3 separate regions of the Homo sapiens genome follow, and regions 2 and 3 are each linked to region 1. Evidence: read pairs that join two places in POLR2A ChIA-PET (ENCODE). Cell type or tissue: GM12878. All regions are shown on one strand.

Region 1 (2,500 bases):
GGGTATTTTTTTTTTTGACAAGTTCTCCCTCTGTCCCCAGGCTGGAGTGCAGTGGTGTGATCATAGCTCAGTGCAGCCTCAAACTCCTGGCCTCAAGTGATCCTCCTGACTCAGCCTCCCAAAGTGCTGAGATTACAGGCCTAAGCCACTGCACCTGGCCACAGGACAACTTTTAAAGACATTGTTAGATCACTGCCGAATTTAGGATGAACTCACCTTCCCCTGTGGATGAAAAATAAATCTTGGGGCCCCCATATCACTAAGCTAAAGGGAAAAGTCAAACTGGGAAATGCTTAAGGCCAACCTGCCTCCCATTCTATTCAAAGTCACTCCCCTGCTCACTGAGATAAATGCATATCTGATTGCCTCCTTTGGAGACACTCATCAGAAACTTAAAAGAACACAACCATTTGTCTCTAATCTACCTATGACCTGGAAGACCCCTCCCAGCTAATTGTTTGTATTTTTAGTAGAGACGGGGTTTCATCATGTTGGTCAGGCTGGTCTCTGTTGGGGACCAGCCTCAACACCACCTGTAGGGTACCCAAAGTCCGGTGGTGACAAAGGAATGAGAAGAGACAGGTTAAGAGTTCATAAAGGTGGGAGCCAGGGGGCCAGAGCAAATCAGAGGCTGCAAAGGGCTCAGAGTTCTGGTCTCCACACTATTTATTGAGTACAATCACATAGATCTGAGAAGCAGATGCCTGGAAAGGTGTTCCGCCTTTCCAGACCCAACCAATGTTCATCTTACATAAGTTGATTGTTGTCTCCTGTCTCCCTGAAATGTACAAAACCAAGCTGTGCTCTGATCACCTTGGACACATGTTGTCAGGATCTCCTGAGTGTGTTCTCAACCTTGGGAAAATAACTTTCTAAAATAACTGAGACCTGTCTCAGATATTCAGGGTTTACACCCCCAAATCAGACCTGCTTTAGAAGTTGTGGGACAGTGATGTTTGTGCCTCCTCCCAGTTTCTCTGTGTACTCTTAGACAGAGCTTCATACCTATGTCCACCCACTTTTATAAATTCTGGCTCTTTTTTTTTTTGAGATGGAGTCTTGCTCTGTCACCCAGGCTGGAGTGCAGTGGTGCGATCTCTGCTCACTGCAACCTCCACCTCCCCAGTTCAAGCGATTCTCGTGCCTCAGCCTCCTGAGTAGCTGGGATTACAGGCTTCCGCCACCAAACCTGGCTAATTTTTGTATTTTTAATAGAGGCAGGTTTCACCATGTTGGCCAGGCTGGTCGTGAGCTCCTGACCTCAGGTGATCCACCCGCCTTGGCCTCCCAAAGTGCTGGGATTATAGGCGTGAGCCACCATGCCCGGCCTGGCTCTATTTTTTTTTTTTTTTTTTGAGACGGAGTCTCGCTTTGTCACCCAGGCTGGAGTGTAGTGTTGTGATCTCAGCACACTGCAACCACCGCCTCCCGGATTCAAGGGATTCTCCTGCCTCAGTTTCCCAGGTAGCTGGGATTACAGGCGCCCGCCACCACATTCAGCTACTTTTTGTATTTTAGAGATGGGGTTTCACCATGTTGGTCAGGCTGGTCTTGAATTCCTGACCTCAGGTGATCCACTTGTCTCGGCCTCCCAAAGTGCTGGGATTATAGGTGTGAGCCACCACACCTGGACCTGGCTCTGTTTTTAGAGCAGTTTCAGTTTTGTAGCAAAGTTTGAGGAGAAAGTTCATATAATTTTTATATACTCCCCTTCTCCCCCAATTTCTCCATTTTAAACATCTTGCATTAGTGTGGTATATGTGTTACACTTGATGAACCAATACATTATTATTAACTAAAATCCATAGTTTATATCAGGGTTTACTCTTGATGTTGTACATTTTATGAGGTTTTTTTTTCTTTCTTTCTTCTTTATTTATTTATTTTTTTTGAGACAAGGTCTTGCTCTGTTGCCCAGGCTGGAATGCATTGGTGTGATCTCGGATCACTGCAACCTCTGCCTTCCAGGCTCAAGCCATCCTCCCACCTTAGCACTCCAAGTAGCTGAGACTGTAGGCGTGTGCCACCATGCCTGGCTAATTTTCTTTCTTTTTTTTTTTTTCTTTTTTTGGTAGAGATTGGGTTTTACCATGTTGCCCAGGTTGATATTTTTTCTTTTTTTTGAGACAGAGTCTTGCTCTGTCGCCTAGGTGGGAGTGCAGTGGTGAGATCTCGGCTCACTGCAACCTCCGCCTCCTGGGTTCAGGCAATTCTCCTTCCTCATCCTCCCTAGTAGCTGGGATTACAGGTGTGCACCACCTGGCTAATGTTTGTATTTTTAGTAGAGACAGGGTTTCACCATGTTGGCCAGGCTGGTCTTGAACTCCTGGGCTCAAGCTATCTGCCCCCTAGGCCTCCCAAAGTGCTGGGATTGTAGGCAGGCATGAGCCACCACGCCTAGCCCATTCTATGAGTTTTGGCAAATGTGTAATGTCAAAAGTCCTCCATCACAACATCATACAGAGTAGTTTCCCAGCTCTAAAAGTCCCCTCTGCTCCAC
Region 2 (2,500 bases), 160 kb before region 1:
TGTCTGGCCTGTTCAGCACTCGGGCAGAGGCCCTGCAGACGTTCCCCAGTGTGTCCCACTCTGTGCCCTGAAAACCACCATCTGGTCAGTGTTCAGCCTTCTGGCCAGCAGGACAAGGAGAAGCTTCACGGAGGGTGGAATCAGGCTAGAGGATTAGAGAAGGTGTTCACAGGCTGTGCTTCCCCTGGTGAATCATCCCCCAAAGATGTCAAACAGGGCCGGCAAGTGAGGCTGGGCCGGGGATGTGTAGGGTATAGGCAGGGCTATACCCTAGCTTTCTTTAGGGCTTTAGCCCTAGAGAAAGTCATGGCTGTGGCACAGGTGCTGTGACTAAACTGGGGAGAACAAGCAGTTGTTGGGAAAAGACTGGCCTTTTCTGAAAACAGAGGTCTGCCTCTCGTTCATCCTGTGACAAATATTTGTTGATTGCTTACTATCTGCCACGTCCTGTGCTGGCATACCAGTACCCAGCTGAACAAGCCATACAGGCTTTCATGATTCTTATGTTCAAATTGGGAGAAAACAACAAAAAAGATATGTAACAAAGGAAGACAATGTCTGATAGCCAAAGGACAGGAACCCCGGCCAGCTTCCTGAGGGTCTAACTCAAGGCCGAGATGAAACTTTAAGAACGCACAGGAGCTAACAGCCGACCCACTCTTTGGCGATGAGAAGTATATAATAATGTGTTAACTGTGTGGGACAGTGTGAACAGGCACAGAAGAAGTTAGAGAAGACAGCAAAACTCTTGTTGGCTGAAGTCACCAGGGCAATTTTTAGGGAAGAACTGGCATTTTCGGGATAGAGCTAGGGATTTGGATGGGCAGGAGGAAAAGAGCAGGGGACCTCAAGTGGGCAGGCGAGGTATGTGTGTGAGTGGACCACCAACAGGAGATACACCTGGATGACAGCAGCTGCTACCGTAACTCACCAGGGGACGGCAGCAGAGCCCCTGCTCCCCGCCCCACCAACACATGTGGAGGCCCACCTCCAGTCTGCCCCTCATCCAATCCATTCTGCCAGCTTCAGCCAGACCACAGCCTTTCTGTAGTTAAAAAACCTTCAGTGGCTCCCTACTGTTCTCACTCATAGTCTGAATTCCTTAAAGTGATTTACAGGGCCCCAGGGGACCTGGCCTCTGGAGACTGCCAAGCATGGCTCTGAGCTTGGGTCCTCACTTCCTCTTCACCCAGTGAACACTCCCCTGCTGAACCACGTGAGTTCTGCCAATGTGCACTGCTCCCCTTGCCCCACTAGGCTTTCTCAAATGCCTTTTCCTCTGCCTGAAACATCCTTCCTTCCACCTGACACCCCGCTGCCTGGTAACAACGACTCACCCCGTTGGTCTCCATTTAAACAGCGTCTGCCTAACAAGGATGTTCCTAACTCCCTGTGCTCCCAAACTAGATGGTGGGAAGGCCTGGAAGAACTTAGACGTGACATAGTGGGAGCCTAGGACCCATAATATGTGGCATGGTGAAGACGATATTTTAAGAAAATCAACATGGCAATATTGTACCCCAAGCTCTAACACTGTCAGTGCCACCTTAGCCAAAACTTGAAAGCACCAAGAGTAGGTGTGCGTCTGTCTACCTGCCATGGATCCATTCTCCGCCTTCTTTGGGCAATAACCCCTGATTCTCCCATGGGGAACCACTCTTTTCTCTCATTCTTTTCCACTAGCTTGAGTGGAGCTAATCCCACTCTTGCTCCAGGGAAGGGAATATGAGTGAGGAATGGCCAATCAGATCCCCCTATACCTTTGGCCAGAGTGACAGTTCAGGGGTGGCATGAGACCTTGCTGGTCCAGGGATACTCAATCTCAATTCTGGACTTCTGCTGGCAATATTGAGAAAAGAAGCTCTCTTTTTCCTCAGGAATGCTAAGCTGATATGATGTAAGCCTGCAGCCTGCCTGAAAATGACACCAACAGGAAAAAGGTAGAGCTGAAAGGTGGAAAAAGGCCGATTTCTGACGGCTCCAAACACCTGGATTCAGCCATGGTTTAGCGGGGACAGACCATTCAGTGACATGAGCTATTCAATCCATTTGAGGCTTAAGGCAATTCTAGCTGGGTTTCTGTCACTGGAACCAAAAATCTTGACCCCCACACAAAGTGGACCAGAATGAAGGCCACAATACAAAAACGACCAATTTCTACCAGCCGCAGACTTGCAGTCCCTGGTAAAGATGATGTTTCAGTAGCAATCAAACGATTCCATCACTCAGGCTTCCGCTTGGTGGTGGACATTTGTCAGTCAATGTCACAGCCTTGCCACTAATCTGGACAATAAACCACCCATGGTGTGTAGCAAATAACCTCTTGACTACTTCAATCTGCCTGAGCTAAATCACTAACTCAGTTCAGCAGACAGAGACCACAGGTATGAAGTTTTCTACCATTTAGCAAAAGTAAAACCCTAACAGGAAAATTCCTTTCCAGTTTGCAAGCTGGGAGTGTTACAAAGAATAATGAAGCTAAAAACAGTTTCCAGCTCTC
Region 3 (2,500 bases), 130 kb before region 1:
TCACCGCAACCTCCGCCTCCCGGTTTCAAATGATTCTCCTGCCTCAGCCTCCCAAGTAGCTGTGACTACAGGCACCTGCCACCATGCCCAGCTAATTTGTTTTGTATATTTAGTAGAGATGGGGTTTCACTATGTTGGCCAGGCTGGTCTCAAACTCCTGGCCTTGTGATCCACCTGCCTCGGCCTCCCAAAGTGCTGGGATTACAGGCATAAGCCACTGCGCCTGGCCAGAGTTTTATTTTTAACTGTGAGGGTCAGAAAAGACCTCACTGAGGCCGGGTGTGGTGGCTCACGCCTGTAATCCCAGCACTTTGGGAGGCCGAGGTGGGGGGATCACGAGGTCAGAAGATTGAGACCATCCTGGCTAACACGGTGAAACCCCGTCTCTACTAAAAATACAAAAAATTAGCCAGATGTGGTGACATGTGCCTGTAGTCCCAGCTACTCGGGAGGCTGAGGCAAGAGAATCACTTGGACTTGGGAGGAGGAGGTTGCAGTGAGTCGAGATTGTGCCACTGCACTCCAGCCTGGGTGACAGAGCGAGACTCCACCTCAAAAAAAGAAAAAGAAAAAAGGAAAAAGAAAGAAAGAAAGGGAAAGAAAGAAAGAAAGGAGGGAAAGAAAGAAAGAAAGAAACAGGGAAAGAAAGAAAAGAAAAGGCCTCACTGAGTAAAGACCAGAGGAGGTGAAGGCATGAGCCATGCAGATATCTGGGGAGAAGTATTCCAGGCAGAGGGCACAGCCGGTGCAAAGGCCTGGAGGCAGAAGCATGCCTAGGAGGTTGAAAGCCAGCAAGGAGGCCCTGTGGCTGGAATGGAGAGAGCACCCAGCGAGTGTAGGAGATAAGGGTGAACAGGTGAGTGGGGACTGAACTGGGGAAGGACTCTGTGTACAAACGAAGTCCCTGTAGGGTTGTGAGTGGCTAAGAACCCTGATTTGACAGACAGATGAGGTCTACAGGGTGCCTGGGCACAGTAGAAGCCTGAGAAAATGCCAGAAATAGTCTTTTCCTTCCTTCCTTCCTTCCTCAGAACCTCCTCGGGGGCTTCCGGTCTCCAGGTGGCTGATCACCCGGCTCTAGGCTGTTCCACCCCATGGCCGCTGTTCCCCAGAGCGCAGTTCCGATCTTGAACTAGGGGCTTTTTCAGCTGAAAATAATTTAAGGCCAGAAAGGGCCCTCAGTTATTGTTTTCAGACATTTCCCCTTTTCAGCATCATTTTTACCTCTGGACAAATTTAGCACCTTGTCTCTGTTCAAAACAAGAGACACTGGCTTTTTTCTGGGGCACAGGGGAGCAGTGATCAGGGAGAGCTGATAGCTTGTGGGTGACCAGCTGGGGGACCACGGGCAAGTCACTTAACCTCACCAGGCCTCCGTCTCCTCATCTGTAAAATGGGGAAGATGATGACTGTCTGTCTTCCACAGTAGCTCTTGAGATTAATGAGATTATATATAAAATGCACTGAATTATAAGCTGGGCATGGTGGCTTACACCTGTAATCCCAGCACTTTGGGAGGCTGAGGTGGGAGGAACATCTGAGGCCAGGAGTTCAAGACCAGCCTGGCCAACATGGTTAAAGCCCGTCTCTACTAAAAATACAAAAATTAGCCAGGTGTAGTGGTGTACACCTGTAATCCCAGCTACTCGGGAGGCTGAGGCAGGAAAATTGCTTGAACCGAGAGGTGGAGATTGCAGTGAGCCAAGATCATACCACTGCATTCTAGCCTGGGTGACAGAGCAAGACCCCATCTCCAAAAAAAAACAGCACCGAATATACCACAGGCATAACAACTCCTTCCTAATCATTAGATGATCTAGACCCCTACCAAGGAACAAACATTCATTTAGCTTTTTCTGTGGAAGGAGCTTAGGGCCAGGCTGACCTGACCTTTATGACTTTGGATAAACAATTTAAAGTCTCTTGTTCTCAGCATTGCCATTTGTACAATGGGGAGATGATGACAATGCCTGTAGAGGAGGGTGGCCTGAGATAATTGAGATGGAAGGTGAGCTGCAAATTTAAAAGCCTGTTCTGGCCAGGTGCGGGAGCTCGCACCTGTAATCCTAGCACTTTGGGAGGCTGAGGTGGGAGGATTGCTTGAGCCCAGGAGCTCGAGACCAGACTGGGCAACATGGTGAAATCCTGTCTCTACAAAAAATACAAAAATTAGTCAGGTGGGGCATGCCTGTAGTCCCAGCTACTAGGGAGGCTGAGGTGGGAGGATCACTTGAGCCTAGGGAGGTTGAGGCTGTGGTGAGCTGTGATTGTGCCACTGAACTCCAGCCTGAGGGACAGAGTAAGACTCTGCCTCAAGAAAGAAAAGAAAAGGAAAGAAAAGGAAAGGAAAAAGAAGGAAGGAAGAGAAGGAAGGGAGGGAAGGAAAGAGAAAGAAAGAGAATGGAAAGAAAGAAAGAGAAAGGAGAGAAAGGAAAGAAAGAAAAGAAGGAAAGAAAGAAAGAAAGAGAGAGATAGGGAGGGAGGAAGGAAGGGAGAGAGA

The links. ChIA-PET counts read pairs that join two places held together with the same protein. Peaks named below come from ENCODE experiments on the same cell type or tissue, not always from the same donor. Only the 100,000 strongest peaks of a DNase experiment are listed, where the experiment ranks them.
Region 2: POLR2A ChIA-PET joins it to region 1 with 5 read pairs; 2 of 35 experiments call an interaction of 5 or more read pairs at or near these places.
Region 3: POLR2A ChIA-PET joins it to region 1 with 5 read pairs; 4 of 35 experiments call an interaction of 5 or more read pairs at or near these places.

The regions. Positions count from the first base shown.
Region 1 is chr16:10,783,952-10,786,451 of GRCh38, reverse strand. All of the region lies in intron 2 of TVP23A (trans-golgi network vesicle protein 23 homolog A), which reads left to right. Among named protein-coding and RNA genes, the nearest start is that of TVP23A, 34 kb to the left of the region's middle. In GM12878, no CTCF peak of the experiment used is centred here; no DNase peak of the experiment used is centred here.
Region 2 is chr16:10,948,251-10,950,750 of GRCh38, reverse strand. All of the region lies in intron 1 of CLEC16A (C-type lectin domain containing 16A), which reads right to left. Among named protein-coding and RNA genes, the nearest start is that of CLEC16A, 4.9 kb to the right of the region's middle. RefSeq lists an enhancer at 1,038-1,187. In GM12878, CTCF peaks have their summits at 927 and 1,268; a DNase peak (open chromatin) is centred at 1,210; H3K4me3 peaks cover 1,659 bases; H3K27ac peaks cover 1,759 bases.
Region 3 is chr16:10,911,387-10,913,886 of GRCh38, reverse strand. The region is part of intron 13 of CIITA (class II major histocompatibility complex transactivator); the gene reads right to left. Among named protein-coding and RNA genes, the nearest start is that of DEXI, 30 kb to the left of the region's middle. RefSeq lists an enhancer at 1,430-1,479. In GM12878, no CTCF peak of the experiment used is centred here; a DNase peak (open chromatin) is centred at 1,036; H3K4me3 peaks cover 348 bases; H3K27ac peaks cover 1,838 bases.